2 separate regions of the Homo sapiens genome follow, and region 1 is linked to region 2. The links are chromatin loops, found by intact Hi-C in ENCODE. Cell type or tissue: CD4-positive, alpha-beta T cell. All regions are shown on one strand. Each heading gives the region's core, and the rest is flanking DNA. Links, peaks and the distances in the headings are about the cores only.

Region 1 (10,179 bases), core at 880-8,879, 54 kb after region 2:
ATACCCACTGGGTGGCCTCCAATTCAACTCCAACACTATCTACCTGGAGATAGCATCAGATCCCACAGGTTGAGGGCTCTGTCCCCAAGGCTGGCCCCCACCGCTGCTGGACACCAGCTGATTATAAAGTATATTACAGATGAAGAGATGCATAGGGTGAGGTATGGAAAAAGGAGCATGGACCCTCCATGCCCTCCCTGGGCGCACTGCCCTCCAGGAATCTCCAGGTCTTCAGCTACTAGGAAGCTCCCCAAACCTTGTCCTCTTGAGCATTTTGTTTTGGTTTTGCTTTTGCTTTTTTTAGAGAGGGGGGGTCTTGCTATGTTACCCAGGCTGGCTTTGAACTGCTGCCTCAGCCACCCAAGCTCCCACGTAGCTGGGATTACAGGTGCATGCTAAGCACACAGCTTCTCTTGGGCCTTTTATGGAGACGTCACTGGAAAGGCATGATTGACCACCATGTAGAAATGTGATTGGACCAAAAGGGTAGGATCTCATAGGAATAGACTGAGTGGGGAAACTCAGCAAGGCCTGTCCAGATTCTTTTTGGTCTGTCTGTGTAGCATTCCTTCCTCCAGGGTAGGGGACAGGACCCTCTCTGGTGGATGAAGGAGGGGCAGGAAAAGGTCAGAGAGAGAGATTCTGTTTCCTGAGGCCTGCTTCGGAGACCTAAAGTGTCCCAACATTATAACAAAAGACTGTAACAAGACGAAGACCAATATATAGCTATCATAATATCACACTTACCCATGTCATTTCCTCTCTCAGAAGAACTTCTTTTAACATTTCTTGCAAGGCAGGTCTGCTGGTGACAAACTCCCTGAATTTTTGTTTGTCTAAAAAAGTCTTTTTTTCTCTTTTACTTTCAAAGGATAATTTCACAGGTTATAGACTTCTAGGTTGGTGTTGGGTTTTTTTCTTCCTCCTCTCAACTCAACACTGTTTCAAGCCATTCTATTCTTAATTGAATGGTTTCTTTTCTTTTTTTCCTAACTTTTTTAGAGACAGGGTCTCACTGTGTCACCCAAGCTGGAGTGCAGTGGCACCATCGTAGCTCACTGCAGCCTTGAACTCTTGGGTTTAAGCAATCCTCCCACCTCAGCTTCCAGATTAGCTGTGACTACAGGTATGCACCACCAAGCCCAGCTAATTTTTAAATTTTTTGTAGGGACGCGGTCTCACTATGTTGGCTAGGCTGGTCTCAAGCTCCTTGGCTCAAGTGATCCTCCCATCTCAGCCTCCCAAAGTGCTGGGAATACAGGCATGAGCCACCACACCCGGCCGATTGCATGCTGTCTAAAGAGAAGTCAGATGTAATTCTTATCTTTGCTCCTCCATGTACTAAGTTGTTTTCTCCTCTGGCTTCTTTCAAGATTTTTTCCTTATCTTTTATTTCTACAGTTTGAATATAATACGCTAAATGTGGGAGTTTCTTGGCATTTATCTTGCTTGATGTTCTCTGAGCTTCCTGGATCTGTGGTTTGGTGTCTGATATTAATTTGAGGGAAATTATCAGTTATTATCTTTTGTTTGTTTGTTTTTGTTTTTGTTTTGTTTTTCTAAACAGGGTCTTTCTCTGTTGCCCAGGCTGGAGTGTAGTGGCGATCTCGGCTCGCTGCAACCTCTGCCTCCCGGGTTCAAGCAATTTTCTTTCGTGCCTCAGCCACCGAAGTGGCTGGGATTGCAGGCGTGTGTCACCATGCCCAGCTAATTGTTTTTGTATTTTTAGTAGAGATGGGGTTTCGCCATGCTGGCCAGGCTGGTCTTGAACTCCTGACCTCAAGTGATCCACCCACCTCAACCTCCTAAAGTGCTGGGATTACAGGCGTGAGCCACCATGCCTGGCCTCAGTTATTATTGTTTTAAATATTTCTTCTATTCCTTTCTTCCTTTCCTTTTCTTCTGGTATTCCCATTAAATGAATATTGTATGTTTTGTAGTTGTCCCACTATTCTGTCCTGGGTTTTTGTTTTTGTTTTGCTTCTTCCATCCTTTTTCTCTTTGCTTTTCAGTTTTAGGCGCTTTATGGATGTAATCCTCAAACTCAGAGATTTTTCTTCAGCCATGCCCAGCCTATCAAAGGCATTCTTCATTTCTGTTGCAGTGTTTTTGAGCCTAGCCTTTTTTTTTTATTCTTTCTTAGATTTTCCGTCTCTCTTCTTACAGCACCCATCTGCTCTTGCACGTTGTTTACTTACTTTTATGCGAGCTCTTAGCATATTCTTCATAGTTGTTTTAAATTCCTGGCCTCACAATGTTCTAAATTCCTGGCCTGATAATGTTCCTGGTGTAATAATGTTGTCTGATAATTTCAACATTTTTGCCACATCTGAGTCTGGTTTTAATGCTTGCTCTGTCCCTTTGAACAGTGTTTTTTGCCTTGTAACTTTTTGCCTTGTAATTTATGCCTTGTAATTTTTTTTTGAAAGGCAGGCATGACGCACTAGGTAGACAGGCCTTTAGTGGTGTGGTGTGAGGTGTGGGGGTAGCATTCTATAGTCCTGTGATTGGGTCACAGTCTTTTAGGGAGCCTGTGCATCAGGGCTGAGAACTTTATAAGGGCTCCTCAGTTTCCCCTCCACCCCTTACATGAGACAGAATGGGAAAAGAGGCTAGAGTTGGATATTTCCCTTCCCTAGGTCAGCTCTAATTAAGCCCCAATAGGGTAGATCCTGGTAAAATAGTTTCTCTTGGGGCAGGCCTTAACGGGACCAGAATGCTCTGGTATATTTCAAAATGGTTCCTTTTCCCTTTCTCTTCCAGGAACATAAAGGGATTTTTCCCTCAGTCTTCACTCTGAGAACCTGGTAGAGCTCCAGAAGGTAAACTCACAAAAGTGTTTTACCTATAACTGGGTCCATGGGGCTCTTAACTCTCAGACTTGTCATTGCCAAGCCTCCAGCCATTCGTTTGTTAATCATAGAGCAGGTTTTTCCTGCAGTGACACTGGCTCTCAGAGGTTTCTGCTTGTGAGTTTCTGCTCCAGCAAGTTTGGATTCTCATTATCTGCCTGTCTGTCTCTAATTTGGGGGGCAGCAGTTTGTCCTGTGACCTCACTTCCTTGACAGATCTAGGACGAGTTATTTTTTCAGTTTGTTTAGCTTTTTCCTTGTTGCCAGGATGAAGTGATGACTTCCATGCCCTTTACATGCCAGACTGAAAACTGGAAGCCTCTTCTGCTCTTTGGAAGGATAATTTCTCGGTACAGGATCCTAGGCTGATGGTTCTTATTTTTTAACACTGTAAAAATTTCACCTTCTTCTTCTTCTTTTTTTGAGACGGAGTCTCGCTGTTGTCACCTAGGTTGGAGTGCAGTGGCACAATTCTCCTGCCTCAGCCTCTTGAGTAGCTGGGACTACAGGCACCCGGCACCACGCCCAGCTAATTTTTGTACTTTTAGTAGAGATGAGATTTTGCCATGTTGGCCAGGCTGGTCTCGAACACCTGACCTCAGGTGATCCGCCTGCCTTGGCCTCCCAAAGTGCTGGGATTACAGGCGTGAGCCACTACACCCAGCCTATTCTTTTTTTTTTTTTGAGACACAGTCTTGCTCTATTGCCCAGGCTGGAGCGCAATGGCATGATCTTGGGCTCACTGCAACCTCTGCCTCCCAAGTTCAAGCAATTCTCCTGCCTCAGCCTCCCAAGTAGCTGGGATTATAGGCACCCACCATCATGCCCGGCTGATTTTTGTATTTTTAGTAGAGATGGGGTTTCACCTTGTTGACCGGCTTGTCTCAAACTCCTGACCTCAGATGGTCCACTCGCCTCAGCCTCCCAAAGTGCTGGGATTACAGGTGTGAGCCACCACGCCTGGCCTCACCTTATTCTTGATTCTGATTATTCTTTATGTGTAACCATGGATAAGCCTTTTCTTCTCCCTGGGTCTCAATTCCTTTATTTGTAAGGTGGGTAGATCTGGTGGAAAGGGTTGAAATCTATGGTCTCCAAGGGTCCGTCCAGCTCTAATATTCTTTGATTCAATCATGCAACTATACAACAACCACACAGGGTTTGACGTTTCAGCTAATACCAGTCTGTGGCTACTGGTGTGAGCCTGTCACATGCCCTCCTGGCCCACTGCCAATCACAGCATGTTGTTGCTTAGAGAGGTCATGGTAGGCAGTCCTTGCAATGAAGTGTTCATCCATGTTTGGCCAGTCTTCAAAGAAATACCAACCCCTGAGAAAGCAGAAAGCCTACAACCTGAACGCTAATGCCTGTGCTCAAGAAGGAAACTTCAGTGGCAACAAAAAGCACAGCAAAACAGGGTCCCAGTGAAGCTCTTCTGAATTCAACAACGTTTGAAAGTACTCCATTCCCCTAGCAACTTTTTTTACTTAAAAAAAAGCAGGAGCTGTTTTTTAAAATGATATAAGAACATTATATCGAAGAAAGCAATACGATATTTTGTCAAATAGCAGTGGTATGATTGTGACTGTCATGTCTGATCAACTGATTCTAAGGAGAACTCTATCCTGTGCAGAATGCTGGCATGCTACTTAAAGCTGATTGAGAGGATGACATGCCCAGGACTGGCAAGAGCCCCCTGGTTTGGACTTCTCGCTTGATCCCAAAATATTCCATTTTTAACAGAGCAATTTGGCAATGTGTCTCAAAAGCCCTAAACATGTTCTTCTGTTCTGGATAGTGATGAAGAGTTGGACAGATATTTGGCTAGGACTCCCAGCCTTCTTCTACCACAGGTACAGGAGAAAGATGTGCACTAGGGACACTCTAGGCATCAGCACAGCATTTGTTATTGACTCGTTTTGGCCCCACATCTCTGTGTGAAAGCTTCAGGTTGTTGAGCTGGGCTGCACCTTATGGAAGCCCACAGTGCTAATTGTATACCTCTGAGCAACCCTCTACTGGCTGCCTTCACCCTTGTCCCCAAGGTCCATACTTGAATCTCTTTGTCCTAGAGGACTCACCAACCTGAAAGCAGGAAGAAACGGAGAGACAATCTAAAAGAATGTTCCTCCCTCAGGCCTCGAGCAAAACCAGAACAAAGGCTCCCACGCCCAGACTTTTCCACAGCATGGGCAGGTAGCGCCCCTAGTGGGAGGCAGCAGCCCCAAGTCCATCTTGCCACCTCATCTTCTTAGAAAACAACATCCAAAAGGCCATGAGCCTTCCCTTTCTCCAGGAACTAGTATCTCCTTTTTCTGAGAGCACTGTCCTGCCCCAACTCCTTGAGGTCAAAGTGGAAGTTTCATATTCTTTGAGAACCTGCCCTCCCATGGGGTTATTTGGTTGGTCCAGGGCCAGCTGTATCCTGCCCTTCCCATGGTTTGGTCAAATGCCCTTCTTTTGATTACAGAAGATATTTCAGGATTCTTCCAATTGACTCTCCCTTTTGCTACAGTCATTTGAGACAGGTTTCTAAGATGGCAGGTCAGGAGGCTAGAGAACAGAATCCCCAAAAGTGGGAAGCTAGAGAGAGAGGCCCCCATGTGGACACTAGCATTTCCAACCTACCATCACTGACACCCTCACCTTTTACCACCATGTCCTGAGAATGATTTTGCATCTGTTCCATTAACTTCACTCCTTCTCCTCCTCATTCCCAAGGGGCCCTGAAAGGGGAGCTTTAAGTCCTTCCTAAGGGCAGAAGCAAAACCTCAGTAGCCAGTCCATGTCAGGATTTCAACCTCAGGACATAATCAGAGGTGTGCACACATATTGAAGTACAAGTGATCTAGGGCTGCATTCCTGTAGCTGTAAAAACAATTGAAAATAACCTAATAATATTTCAAAGAATTATGGTCCATCCATCCAACAGAATGCTTTGCAGCTGTTAAAAATATTTTTAAGGAATATTTAATGACATGGAAAAATGCTTATAATATACCAAAAGCAGGCCAGGAACAGTGGCTCACCCTTGTAATTCCAGCACTTTGGGAGGCCAAGGCAGGAGGAGTGCTTGCGCCCAGGAGTTCAAGATCAGCCTGGGTAAGATAGTGAGATCCTAGCTCTACAAAAAATTTCAAAAATTAGCTAAGCATGATGGCACACACCTGTTATCTCTGCTACTCAGGAGGCTGAGGTGGGAGGATTGCTGAAGCCCAGGAGGTCAAGGCAGTGAATCATGATCGTACCGCTGCACTCCAGGCTTGCTGTCAGAGTGAGACCCTGTCTCAAGAATAAATAAATAATAAATAAAAGAAATAATATACCAAATTCAGAATATACAATTTAATGTACTTTATAACCTAAATTGTGTCAAGTTATATATTATATACACATAAACAGCCAAAAAGAACCACATAAAAATGATAATTCTACTTTCTTCATTACGTTTTCTATGTTTTCTAATTGTTTATGATTAGCATGGTTTACTGCGGTATTTATTTGGTATTATGTTTTGGCATAATATTTTATATTAAGTAATGAATGATATTGAAAAGATCAGAACCTTATTAGAGCATGTCTTCCTATGGAAAAATCAGATTTCCTTCTCTGCTGTTTGCGCTTAGCCTTTACCAGAGGGTCATGTGACCAGCAGTAACTGTGAGGCCCGGTTTTCTGCCACGATATTCCCTCCAGAGTACGTGCTCTCGGGTTGTCTGAATCCCTGGAATGCTGGGCCAGTTGCCTCAGCGGGGGCTGCCGTTCTAACCCCCAGGGCAGGGTTGTTTCTTTAGCTGGCTGGTGGCTTTTGGTACCAAACAAGTAACTTTCCTTTCCCGTGAACTTGTCTGCAGTCCCAAACGACTTAGGGTAACTCTGCTGACCCTGTTACCTGCTTTATTCCAGCTTTTGTTCCAGCTAAGGTGGGGAGCCTATAGATTCCTGGGGTCCCACAGAGGTGACATAGCAATGAGAGAGCTGGTGATGTCTCATATTCATGACACAACTTTGCCTGGATTCACAAGTGTGGCTACATAGGGAGCACAGAGACCAAGGGTTGAGGAGCCAAGGTTCTTGGCCTCCCTCCTGCCATCTGACTATCTGAGCTTGAACAAGCCTTTCTGAAGCTCTCTGCCACCTGTCTACAAGTGTAAACTGTGATCCAGGGAAACAATATCTCAGATACCTTTTCTGACCTAAATTGTCTCTCCTATTCATTCCATAGTGTGTGCCTAATAATAAGAGCAAACCCCTGCCACATGCCAGATGCAGTTCTAAACACTTCATACAAATGGACTCCTTTAATCTTCAAAACAAGACTGAGAGGTTGGTACTGTTATCATCATCATCATCATCATCATCATTCCTTTTTCATCAGATGAGGAAACTTAGGCAAAGGGGGACTCAGTAACACGGCCAGGTGCCACAGCCGGGATGTGGAGAGACAGGGATTCCAACCCAGCTGAACTGGCTCTGAAATCTAGACCATGAACCACTCTGCTCCACTGCCTCTCAGTCATGTGAATTTCAGCTCACCCTGTCTTTATTTCAAACTTGGCCAGAGGTGGTCAGTCAGCCACAGTGACACGCTGGCAAAACTGCAAAGTGAGTGATGCCCACCTCCCCTATCCTCTAGCTGCTCAAGGTCGGCCTTTGGGGTCACTGCTGTATAATTCTACTTCTTCCCAACCATGCAAGGATGGCAGAGGCCTCCCCCTGCCTCCTAGACCTACTAAGACAAGGCAATGGCTGTGGGCTTCCCCACCCTCTTGGCCCCATCTTCTGAAGAAGAAATAAGAAAGTACTGTTTTCCTGGTTTTTCAGAAAATAAGAAATATAATACTCATTTAATGAGCATACTCTGCACATGTTATACATACAAATTAACTCATTTGGTTTTCAAACAAGACCCCCCCACTCCCCCGTTTTTCCAAGACAGAGTCTTGCTCTGTTGCCCAGGCTGGAGCGTAGTGGTGTAATCATGGCCTACTGCAGCCTTGACCTCCTCGGCTCAAGTGATCCTCCTGTGTCAGCCTGCCAAGTAGCCAGGACTATAGGTGTGCGCCAGCATGCTCAGGTAATTTTTAAATTTTCTTGTAGAGATGGGGTCTCACCATGTTGCTCAAACTCCTGGGTTCAAGCAATCCTTCTGCCTCAGCCTCCCAAAGTGCTGGGATTATAGGCATGAGCCACTGTGCCTGGCCTCAAACAACCCATTCTTATTACCAGTCCCATTTTACAGATGAGGCCAATGAGGCTCAGGGAGCTTGTGTAACTTGCCTGAGGGCTCACGAATAGAAAAGGAACAGGAAGCACAGCACTAATATACATACCTTGCTCTTTGCCCATCCCCACCCTCTCTTCCCACAGCTGGGTCATCATCTGACCCTCTCATCGCCACTCAGATTTTTGAAAAAACTTTTATAATACTATTAATTCAAATCAAGTACTTTGGGTTTGAAGACCTTCTGTTCAAATTTGATTACAGGTTTCCTTAGTTTCCCATGCCTCCAGTTCTATGAAATTACAAGTTCATCTGTTCTTGACCTAAATCAGTCTTTTGGAGTGGTTGAGAGGGAGGTGAGATAATCTGTGTACAAGTGATTTCAAAAGCATCAAGTGAGCTACCAATTCTGGGCTGTTTGTCATAGTCTGCATATTAATAGCATTCTCGCACAGCCCCCAGGCTGTGTGGAGGAGCAGCTCTGTTTGTATATATCCAAACAGTAGGATCCAACAATCCTCTGCCTACTTATCCTCTCCCCACTATTGTTGGATCCTATGGTTTGGGTATGTTGTTTGGATAATATTGGTTCTGTTCCCCGAAACAGAAGAAATATTATCCAAACAATATATCCTGTTCGATCTAGAAATCAAAGAGGTAACTAGTAATAGTTCTACAAACAATATAGTCCCAACACCAATGGAAACTGGTGTAAGAGAGGGGCTCATCTGCAATTTACCCCCCAAAATGGAAGTGTATTATGTGTAATAGCACACCTACGTGTTTAAAATCTGCTTTTATTCATTTATATTCTACCGTACAACAATCACATAATGATAAAGTGTTCACAATTATTTGATTAAAAAATTATTATTAAAAGTAACACACTTACTGCCAAAAACTTGGAAAATGCAAAAAGAATGAGGAAGAAAATTTAAATTACTATTAATGTCAGAACCCAGATATAAACCCTGCTAACTTTTAGCTGTATTTTCTTCTGAACTCATTTTATATATTTTTTATTTATTTATTTACTTATATTATCATTTTTTTTTTTTTTTTTTTTGAGACAGAGCCTCACTCTGTTGCCCGGGCTGGAGTACAGTGGCACGATCTTGGCTCACTGCAACCTCCTCCTCCCAGTTTCCAGCGATTCTCATGCCTCAGCCTCCCGAGTAGCTGGGATTACAGGCGTGCACCACCACGCCCAGCTAATTTTTGTATTTTAGTAGAGACCAGGTTTTAGTAGAGACCTGTTGGCCAGGCTGGTCTCAAACTCCTGACCTCAGGTGATCCGCTTGCCTCGGCCTGCGAAAGTGTTGGGATTACAGGCGTGAGCCACTGCGCCCGGCCTGCATATAAATTATTATTATTATTATTATTATTATTATTTTTTGAGATGGAGTCTTGCTCTGTCGCCCAGGCTGGAGCACAGTGGCGCGATCTCGGCTCACTGCAAGCTCCGCCTCCCGGGCTCACGCCATTCTCCTGCCTCAGCCTCCCAAGTAGCTGGGACTACAGGCGCCTGCCACCGCGCTCAGCTAATTTTTTTGTATTGTTAGTAGAGACGGGGTTTCACCGTGTTAATCCAGGATGGTCTCTATCTCCTGACCTCGTGATCCACCCGCCTTGGCCTCCCAAAGTGCTGGGATTACAGGCGTAAGCCACTGCGCCCAGCCTACATATAAATTTTAAAGTATGATTGGGCATAATTTTTTATATATACATATGTATATGTATAAATTTTTCATTTATTTTATATAAAGGAACATTTTCCTATGTCCTGATGATCATTTTTAATGATTGTGTAATTTTTAATCTAGCAATTGTACCATAATTTACTACCGCATTTCTAAATGTTTGGCCAATTGTGTTGCAAAAAACATCTTCATAAATACAGGATTTTTCCTTCAGTGATTTTTTTTTCCATGAAACAACTCTCCAAAGAAATATTGTTGAGTCACAAGTTAGGATCTCATGTTATATCTGAAGCAGCCTGTTATCTTGCAGAAAAGGTGTTAGTTCATTTATTTTAATATCATGCCACCACACTGGAACTCACCATCCACACACATTAGGCACCAATAGTTGCAAAGAACTCTG
Region 2 (10,179 bases), core at 1,522-9,521:
AATAATAAGTATATACTGTGGCTTAGCAGCTATAAATTTATTGTTCCTATGTTATTCAAATAATTTTATATATACAGGTGAGGTGTATCTTCTAGAGGTTTCTATAGCCTGTGTCAGATTGAATTCATGTGATGTACTTTTTAAGAGGTAGTGATGTGGTTCTAAGAGCTTGGACTTCAGAATCAGGCAGATACGGGTTTAAGTTATAGGACCTTAAGCAAGTCATTTAATCTCTATGAGCCTTATTTTCATCATTTGTAAAGTGAACATAACAATGCACACATCTCAGAAGGCTTTTTGTAAATGCTAGAGCTCTCTCTAGATATATATATATGTGAAATACCTAGGTTAAAACTTAGCAAATTGAGAGGACATCAGTAATTATTAACTCTTAGTATAGCATTAGGGTATTGAAAACAGTAACTGCTTGGTTGCTTTTCTGGGCTAGAAACATTGTAAAATAAAATAATTGTAAAATTTCCTAGGAAGTTTGTTAAAAAGACTGCTTTTAGACATGATAACAAACCTACCTTTTCTCCCTTTTCCCCAGTCTTTGGGAAAGTTACAGTAACTTTACTGAAATGACCCATGTCATACTTACTTAATGAATTTATATAAATGTTTGTGTTTTTACATATATTTAACAAATGATTTATTAAAACATTTACAATTGATGCAATTTTAAAACATTTTTAAAATTTTTATCTTCCAGTTGGATGAAACAGGTTTCAGATTTCTCTGGTAGAATTGAGAATTGTTACATATATTGAATAAAATTTATTACAGGATATTTTCCCCCTTTCTGCAAGCTTCTGAAGAAGAAATACGTTTTTATGGAGTATTGGTGTTTTTGTATTTTACTCAGAAAATAAGTTTTGACATTTACTTTTAGAATAAATCTAAGGGATTTACTTTAAACATTATTTTTAGGGAAAATGGTATCATCGGAGGCAAGCTGTAAAAGAATTACATAGTACATTGATACGTCTTTTAAATGAATTGCTGCCATGGGAACCAAAGTTAATGAAGGCTTTCCAAAGAAACAGGTAATTTTAATGTTATAATCTGTTTTACTTATTTTATGGTCCTTAATTTACGATTTTTGGATGATGTCCTGGAATCATTTAGTAGTTTTCCAGTCATTTGTAATTCGGCAGATATTTTTGACTGCCCACTGTGTGCAAGGCTCTTTCTAAGCCCTGAGAAAATATTGTTGACTAAACAAAGTCTCCACTCTGTGACTTACATTCTCATGGAAAAAAACACACTCAAATGTCAGATGGCAAAAAAAAGTGCTGTGAAGAAAAATAAAGCAAGGTAAGGGGGTTAAGAAATGGCTGATTTGGGCAGGGTGAAGGTTACTCTTTGATCAGGTGTCAGGGAAAGCTTCCCTGATGAGTTGGTGTTTGAACAGAGACCTTAAAGAAATGAGGAAGGGAGCTCTGTGGATTTCTGAGGGGAAAGCAGAGGGAATAGAAGGTACTAAAGCCCTAGAGTTGATAGCATGTTTGGCGTTTAGTGGAGATGCAAAGAGGCAAGTGTAACCAGAGCAGAGCGAGTGAAGAGAAATGTGGTAACAGGCAAGAGTCAGAGAGGTAAGGAGGAAGGAAGCCAGATCATGTAGATCTTTAAGAATTGGAGTTTTTACACTGAGTTAGGTGAGAAGCCATTGAAGGGTTTTAAGCAGGGAAGGGACATGATTTGATTTATGTTTTAAAGCAATCACTCTGTTGGGTGGAGATAAATGTAATAGGACAAAGATGAAAGCAGGGAAACCAGTATACTATAGCAGTAATCCAGGAGAAAAATGGTAGAGGCTTGGACTAGGATAGTAGCAGTGCAGATACCAAGGAGTGGCTGGATTCTGGATATACCTTGAAAGTAGGATTGGTAGAATTTGCTTAAGGATTGGATATGTGGAGTATGAGAGAAAGTGAGGAATGAAAAAGATGATACCCACTATTTTTGGTCTAAACAACTGGAATAATGGAATTGCCATTAACTGAGATAGGGGAAACTCAAGGAGTAGCAAATTTGAGAGGTAGAGGGGATTGAAGAGTTGGATTTGAACATGTTAACTTTGATATGCTCTTTAGACATATAATTGGTGTTATTGAATAAGCAGTTCAGTATAGGAGTCTGAGTTCAAGGGAGTCTGGAGGTACAAATTTGGGAGCTGTCAGCATCTTGATTGTATTTAAAGACATAAGGCTGGTAGAAATCACTTAGTATATGAGCATAGATAGAGAAGAAAAGAAAAGCGAGCATTAGACCTTCCAGCATGTAGAAGTGGCCAAGATGAGTAGGACTCAGTAGAAGAGACTTTGAAGGAGTGCTCAGTAAAACAGGAAGATAGTCAAGGAAGAGAAGTGTTTTGGAAACCAGGTAAAGAAAATGTTTCATAAAGGAGGGCTGCTCATGATGGGTTGAGGAAATGAGAAATAAGAATTTATTATTTAATTTGGCAACATGAGGATCATATTAATGACCTTGGTGAGCTGTGGTAGTAGAAGAGTGGATAAAAGTCTTAGAAGTCTATTCAGGAGAATTAGGGGAGAGAAATGGAAGAGTCCTCTTTCATGGAGTTTTGCTATAAGGTGGAATAGAGAAATGGAGCAGTATCTGGAAGGAAAAGAGGTTAAGAGAGTGTGTTTTGTTGTTGTCGTTTGTGTGATAGAATAACATGTTTGTGTACTGATGGAAATGATTTAGTAGACAAAAAATGGATTCAGGTAAAGGAAGGGACATTTGGTAGAGTGTTATCCTTGATTAGGTAAGAGGATGCATTTAAATGGAGGTGTTAGCTTAGGTAGGGAGATGGAGAATAGGAATATACATTAAGGTGAGTTGCAGATGAGGTGTGAGCATGTGAAAGTTCTCTTCTGATTGCCTCCATTTTTCTTGAAATAAGAAGTAAAGCCATTAACTGAGACCGAGAAGGTTACTGAGAGTGAGAAGGGAGGAGAACTTTATACTATCCCCACATAGATATTTTTTCATTCCAATCTTATAGATTGAAAGGGAAATTCATTTTATGATTATCATTTGGTAACCCATTCTAATACCTTTCACAGCCCTCATGTGCTTCCATAAAACCCTTAACAATAATTGAAAACCTACATAAACTGAAAGCAATTATTAACTAACATTTGTTGAATATTTATGTGCCACACGTACTGAGAGGTAAGTACTATTATTATTCTCATTTGTAATAAGTAAACTGATGCTTAGAAAATTAAGGAATTTTAATGTTTTGGAAATTAAGGAATTTTAATGTTTTAAAAATTAAAAGCCACTTTGGGAGGCCGAGGCAGGCAGATCACGAGGTCAGGAGATCAAGACCATCCTGGCTAACATGATGAAACCCCGTCTCTACTAAAAACACAAAAAATTAGCCGGGTGTGGTGGCGGGCACCTGTAGTCCCAGCTACTCAGGAGGCTGAAGCAGGAGAATGGCATGAACCCAGGAGGCGGAGCTTGCAGTGAGCTGTGATCGCGCCACTGCACTCTGGCCTGGGCAACAGAGTGAGACTCCGTCTCAAAAAAAATAAATAAATAAAAAATTTAAAGCCTGGGCAATATGGTGCAACTGTGTCTGTACAAAAAATACAAACATTAGCCAGGTATGGTGGTGCATGCCTGTGGTCCCAGCTACTCAGGAGGCTGAGGTGGGTGCATTGCTTGATCCTGGGAGGTGGAGGTTACAGTGAGCCAAGATTGTGCCACTTGTACTCCAGCCTGGCGACAAAGCGAGACCCTGTCTCAAAAAACTAAGTTAAAATTGAAAGTCTTACAACTGGTAAGTGACAGAGGTAGGACTTAAAATCTAATGTGCACAAATAAGAATGTATAGCAAAAATAAATTGGAGAACATGGCCAGGCGCAGTGATTCACGCCTGTAATCCCAGCACTTTAGGAGGCCAAGGTGGGCAGATCACGAGGTCAGGAATTTGAGACCAGCTTGGCCAACATGGTGAAACCCCGTCTCTACTAAAAATACAGAAATTAGCCAGTTGTGGTGGCGCGTGTCTGTAATCCCAGCTACTCAGGAGGCTGAGGCAGGAGAACTGCTTGAACCTGGGAGGCAGAGGTTGCAGTGAGCCGAGATTGTGCCACTCCACTCCAATCTGGGTGACAGAGCAAGACGAAGGAGGAAAGGAAAGGAAGAAGGAAATGGAGAACATATGTTCATGTTTATTTTTTGAATAAACGACACTAAGGGTAAAAGTTGAGGATAAGGTAGAACACTTAGTTGAAAACAAAAGGAATAATGAAGGATCTCTAAAATACCATGTTTCCATCTCTAGTTTCTCAGAAATAAAGCTATTATGTTTTTATATGAAAAAGATCTCTGTGAAAGATTACTTTTCAGCTTTGTTTTCCTAGGCATAATTTTTTAAAATATTTCTATTAAGATTGAAAGGTTTAGATACAATTACTCCCAGGATTAAGTGATAGATTTGTTACTCTCTGTATGATAGTCACAAAAATAGATACTGGTGCTTAGAATTTCTGGCTTAAACTTTTTTTAAATGACCTTTTAAGATGTGTTATAGTCAGTAATTTTAAGACTCTAATCTGTCAGTGCAGCTAGAAAAAAAATTAGTTGTCTCATTTAATTGGTCTAACAGCAACCTTTATAAAGATGATCAGATGGTATGTTCAAATCTTTATTCTGAAATTTGCAGATATATATAATTTTTTTTCTTTTCTTTCTTTTTTTTTTTTTTTGAGATGGAGTCTCGCTCTGTCGCCCAGGCTGGACTGCAGTGGCATGATCTTGGCTCACTGCAACCTCCACCTCCTGGGTTCAAGCAGTTCTCGTCCCTCAGCCTCCCGAATAGCTGGGATTACAGGTGCCCACCACCACGCCTGGCTAATTTTTGTATTTTTAGTAGAGACAGGGCTTCACCGTGTTGGCCAGGCTGGTCTCAAACTCCTGGGCTCAAGAGGTCTGCCTACCTCGGCCTCCCAAAGTGCTGGGATTATAGGCATGAGCCACCATGCCTGGCCAGATACATATAATTTTTTAAGTTTCAAGTTTCTTATGCCTATACCATAGGTTCTGTCTTCCTGAGCATTGGCAAGACTGAACTAAGCATCTTAGACACACTTAAGATTAAAGCATTTCTAGTGACTTAATAAAAAATATTTCCATATGTAGTTTAAAATGTTAAAAGTTAGTTTAGATTCCAAGAATTTAAATCATATGTATTATTTATTATGTTGGGCATTTTATTTCAGGAGCCGCCTGAAGAAAGACTATGATGATTTCAGAAGACAACCTGATCATGATACATTTAATAGAGAACTATGGACCACTGATGAAGGTGAAGGAGATCTTGGAAAAGACTCTCCTAAGGGAGAAATCAGTAAGTCTATAGACTCAACAGAACCTCTGGATATCCTGGAGAAAGATCACTTTGATTCAGGTAAGCATTAAACTTTTTTTTTAAGTCAACACTGAAGGCACAAAGAGAAGTTTTTGTTTGCTGTGAAGGCAAAAGATAATATGGTCAATGAAATATATTGATTAGGGAAATCTGTTATGTTTTGAAGAAGTAGTGTCCACATCCTTATAAGAAGTTTCTACTAGCCTAGGCAACATAGCGAGACCCCATCTCAACAAAAAAATAAATAAAAATTAGCCAGGCATGGTGGTTGCATCCCTGTAGTCCCAGCTATTCAAGAGGTCGAGATAGGAGTATCACTTGAGGCCAGGAATTTAAGGTTACAGTGAGCTGTCCACTGCTTTCTAGACTGGGCAACAGAGCAAAATGCTGTCTCAAAAAAAAAAAAAAGTTTCTTGGAGTCATTATTACATTTCTAGGAGTTTCAGGAGCCAGTAATTGACTGCAAACTGTAGGCCTGTCATTGCCCATTACAAACCACACACCCTTGATCTGTAATCCCTTTGAAATTGGTTCATGCTCTTCTTTTTATTATTAGTATTTTTGAAGCACTGTATCTGAAATTTACTTTAGAAATAGAATTTGACAAGTTCTTAATATTGTGAAGATTATTTTTTCAGGAATTACCATGGTTGATGGCCTAATGAGACCAGAATGAACACATCATTTTAATAAGGATAAAGGGCTGGATTAGATTACCTGTAATTCATTTCAGTTTATCAGATTACGTTATGTAAATCTAGTTTAATGACTTTCTTTGGTTATGTAGAGGTTAATATGGGCAACAGAGTGGTTAGAAATGCATTAACTTATTGTTTTCCATCTTTGGCAAATTAAGAGTAATGTCTTATAAACCTAGTTTGACCGAATATGAACATAAATTTTTTCACTATAAGGATGAACATCAGTAAAAGCTGGATATTTTTTGTCCTTTAGAGTCTCTAGAAATAGAATAGATTGGAGAACCATCTCTCTATGGTATCAAAATGTTCCTAGCTAGAAAAAGAGAACTAGATTCCTTTGCAAATTAAATTCTGAGCCCTGATTGTTTATTTGGGTATTTCTAATGAAACAGTTTTTTGCACTTACACTGGCAGAAGAATTAGCAGAATTCTTGACCAAAAATTTTGACCAAAAAAATTTTCTCAATAATAGGTTTTTCTTGGGCATGGTTATGATATCTAGATTATCATGTCAAAGATGACCTTACCTTTGTCTTCATCAGTGGTGCTAAGGCTTTTGAATCACCCTGCAGTAGATTTCTTAATACACTGCCAGCTCAAAGATTGACTTTCTTTTTTACAGTTGATGTTATTACTATTTAGTTGCTGTTTTATATAAACAAAATGCCCGTTTTTATAATTTTCAGATGATATGAAGTTGTCAGAAATAGATTTTCCTATGGCTAGAAGCAAGCTGTTGAAAAAGGAATTGCCTTCAAAAGACTTACCGAAGACACTGCTTAAAACACTTAAACGACAGTCCAAACAAACTGATTATGTGGATGACAGCACAAAAGAGCTTTCTCCAAGGAAGAAGGCAAAGTTAAGCACAAATGAGACAACAGTTGAGAATCTAGAAAGTGATGTGCAGATTGACTGTTTCAGTGAATCAAAGCATACAGAGCCATCATTTCCAGAGTCATTTGCCTCATTGGATTCAGTACCAGTGTCTACTCTCCAGAAAGGGACCAAACCCATTCAGGCTTTGCTTGCAAAGAATATTGGGAATAAAGTGACCTTAACAAATCAACTGCCTCCTTCCACAGGTAGAAATGCTCTTGCTGTGGAAAAACCAGTTTTATCTCCTCCGGAAGCAAGCCCGATAAAGCCAGCATTGACCTGCCACACCAATACAAAAGGTCCTTTACAAATGGTATACAAAATGCCCTGTGGCCAGTGGTTGCCAATAGATCTTCAAAATAGCTCTGTAAAGATTCAGGTGCAGCCTATGGTGGATCCTAAAACAGGAGAAAAAATCATGCAGCAAGTTCTTATTCTGCCTAAGAATTTTGTGATTCAGCATAAAGAAGGAAAAGCAGTTGCAAAAGAAGTGCCACCACTTCAACAGAAAGGTACAGAACAACATTGTTCATCTTTCCCACAGACAACAAATATAAATTCTTCTTTAGCATCAGTTTTTGTCAACTCACCAGGAACTGTTTCTACCCAACTACCAAATACAGCTTTCAACAAAACAATTACACCTTTATCAAATATAAGTAGTGCTAGACCACAGCCTTTGTCGCCTGTAACCTCTGTAAGTAACTTATTAACACCATCAGTTAAGACTAGCCAGAGTGAGGCAGGAAAAGCCAAGAATGCAGTTTCAGCAGCCACATTCTCCTTGCCCAGTGCTTCACCGACCATTTCCTCCACAGGTCAGCCTCTGTCATCAACAACAACACTAAATGGGTCTACAAATCCTGGTAGTTCCTTCAACTGTTTTGCACAACAGACTGCTGATTCTTCTGAAGCAAAGCAAGAGCTGAAAACTGTGTGCATAAGAGATTCACAGTCAATTCTTGTTAGGACACGAGGTGGGAACACTGGAGTTGTAAAAGTACAGACCAACCCAGATCAAAATTCACCCAATACTGTATCTTCAAGTTCAGTTTTCACTTTTGCTCCTCAGCTGCAGGCATTTCTGGTGCCAAAATCAACAACTTCTTCCTCTGCTTTTTCACCTGTAGCTGGAACAACTACTACATCTAGTCTTTCACCTTTTAGCCAAACACCAACTTCTGTTTCCATTCCAGCTAGCTTTGCCCCATCCATGGGGAAAAATCTCAAACTTACATTAGGCCACACCACTGGCAGTGGTGATTTGGGCCACGTGATAGATAAAACTTCACACATGCCCTCTTCTCCCTTGAAGTCCTCTATTTGTTCTAGTACTCTACTACCATCAACAACAAGTAGTTCGGTAAGTGTAATTAGCATATCAGCAGCAAATTTTGGACAAAACAATGCAAATATTATTCATACTCCAACTAAACAGCAACAAGTAGATTATATCACAAAAAGTTACCCTGTTACAAGGTCAGAAGCAACAGCAGCAACAAATGGAGATGTAATCAGTGGGACTCCAGTTCAGAAACTTATGCTGGTATCAGCTCCATCTATTCTTTCTTCTGGCAATGGAACTGCAATTAATATGACACCTGCGCTGACATCTACAGGTGTTTCTGCCCAGAAATTAGTTTTTATTAATGCCCCAGTTCCTAGTGGTACATCAACCCCAACTCTTGTTGCAGAATCATTAAAACAAACTCTTCCTCCTCCATTGCATAAAGCATATGTTAAGACTCCAGAGCAACCCCAAATAGTACTGATTCCGTCTACAGTGGGCACACCAATAAAAATAAATTCATCACCAGCTGTGTCTCAGATAAAGGATGTGAAAATTGGACTAAACATAGGTCAAGCAATTGTAAATACTTCAGGCACTGTGCCAGCTATACCATCAATTAACATATTACAAAATGTAACCCCAAAAGGAGAAGACAAAAGTAGCAAGGGCTATATTTTGCCATTGTCAACAAGTGGTAATTCAGTTCCAGTAAGCTCAAATTTTGTGAGTCAGAATATTACCCCTGTTAATGAATCAGTGGTTTCTTCAGCAAGAGCAGTAAATGTGCTTTCAGTTACCGGAGCAAATTTATCTTTGGGTTCCTTTCCAGTGACCTCAGCCTCTGCTTCAGCTGGGGCACAACCTCCTGTTTTAGTCAGTGGAAATGATACCTCTTCAAGAATTATGCCTATTTTGTCAAATAGACTTTGCTCATCAAGTCTCGGAAACACTGTGGCTATATCAACTGTGAAAACAGGACACCTTGCATCATCTGTTCTGATTTCAACTACACAACCAGTAGTGTCTCCTAAATGTTTAACATCAGCTTTGCAAATTCCTGTTACGGTTGCCTTACCTACACCTGCGACTACATCCCCTAAAATAATAAACACAGTTCCACATTCGGCAGCAGTACCAGGAGCCACACGTTCTGTATCTATTTCTAAAAGACAATCTCGGACTTCACTCCAGTTCCATTCACCAGGGATTTCAACTACAGTGCCAACAAATGTAAACACAAATAAACCTCAAACTGAATTGTCGTCCCTTTCAACAAGTCCAGGTAAAATAACTAATACGTCCAATTTTGCTTCTCTGCCAAATCAGCAAGCTTTAGTAAAAACCCCCAGTTACAGTTCTGCTCCAGGTGGCACTACCATTCACACGGCTTCGGCACCATCCAATGTAACTAGTCTAGTCGGGAGTCAGTTCAGTGAACCTTGTATTCAGCAAAAAATAGTCATCAATACCAGTACACCTTTGGCACCTGGTACTCAGATTATGATTAACGGAACCCGGTTTATTGTTCCACCACAAGGTCTTGGAGCTGGCAGCCATGTTCTCCTTATATCTACTAATCCAAAATATGGAGCCCCCTTAGTTCTTAACAGTGGCCAAGGCATTCAATCTACACCAATAGATAACTCTGCCCAGAAGATCACACTAGCATCAAATAATTCCTTAAGTGGCCAACCTCTACAACATCCTCTAAGAAGCCCTACAAAATTTATAAACTCTTTTGGGAATGCAAGTTCTATACCCACAGTACATACATCACCACAACTCATAAACACAACTGCTAAGGTTCCTGTTCCACCTCCTGTACCAACAGTATCACTGACTTCAGTAATTAAGTCTCCAGCTACTCTTTTGGCTAAGACATCTTTGGTTTCTGCCATTTGCCCCAGTAATCCTC

What was found. Peaks named below come from ENCODE experiments on the same cell type or tissue, not always from the same donor. Only the 100,000 strongest peaks of a DNase experiment are listed, where the experiment ranks them.
Region 1: it touches region 2 in a loop (1.9-fold over the local background); 2 of 110 quality-filtered maps call a loop at or near these places.

What each region holds. Positions count from the first base shown.
Region 1 is chr9:5,864,801-5,874,979 of GRCh38, reverse strand. It overlaps a transcript of ERMP1 not described here. Among named protein-coding and RNA genes, the nearest start is that of MLANA, 21 kb to the left of the region's middle. In CD4-positive, alpha-beta T cell, for the core only: no CTCF peak of the experiment used is centred there; a DNase peak (open chromatin) is centred at 5,049.
Region 2 is chr9:5,919,911-5,930,089 of GRCh38, reverse strand. BRD10 (bromodomain containing 10) reads left to right here. Exons shown (of 8, transcript NM_001017969.3): 6 at 931-1,046; 7 at 5,245-5,432; 8 at 6,781-10,179. Among named protein-coding and RNA genes, the nearest start is that of MLANA, 34 kb to the right of the region's middle. In CD4-positive, alpha-beta T cell, for the core only: no CTCF peak of the experiment used is centred there; no DNase peak of the experiment used is centred there.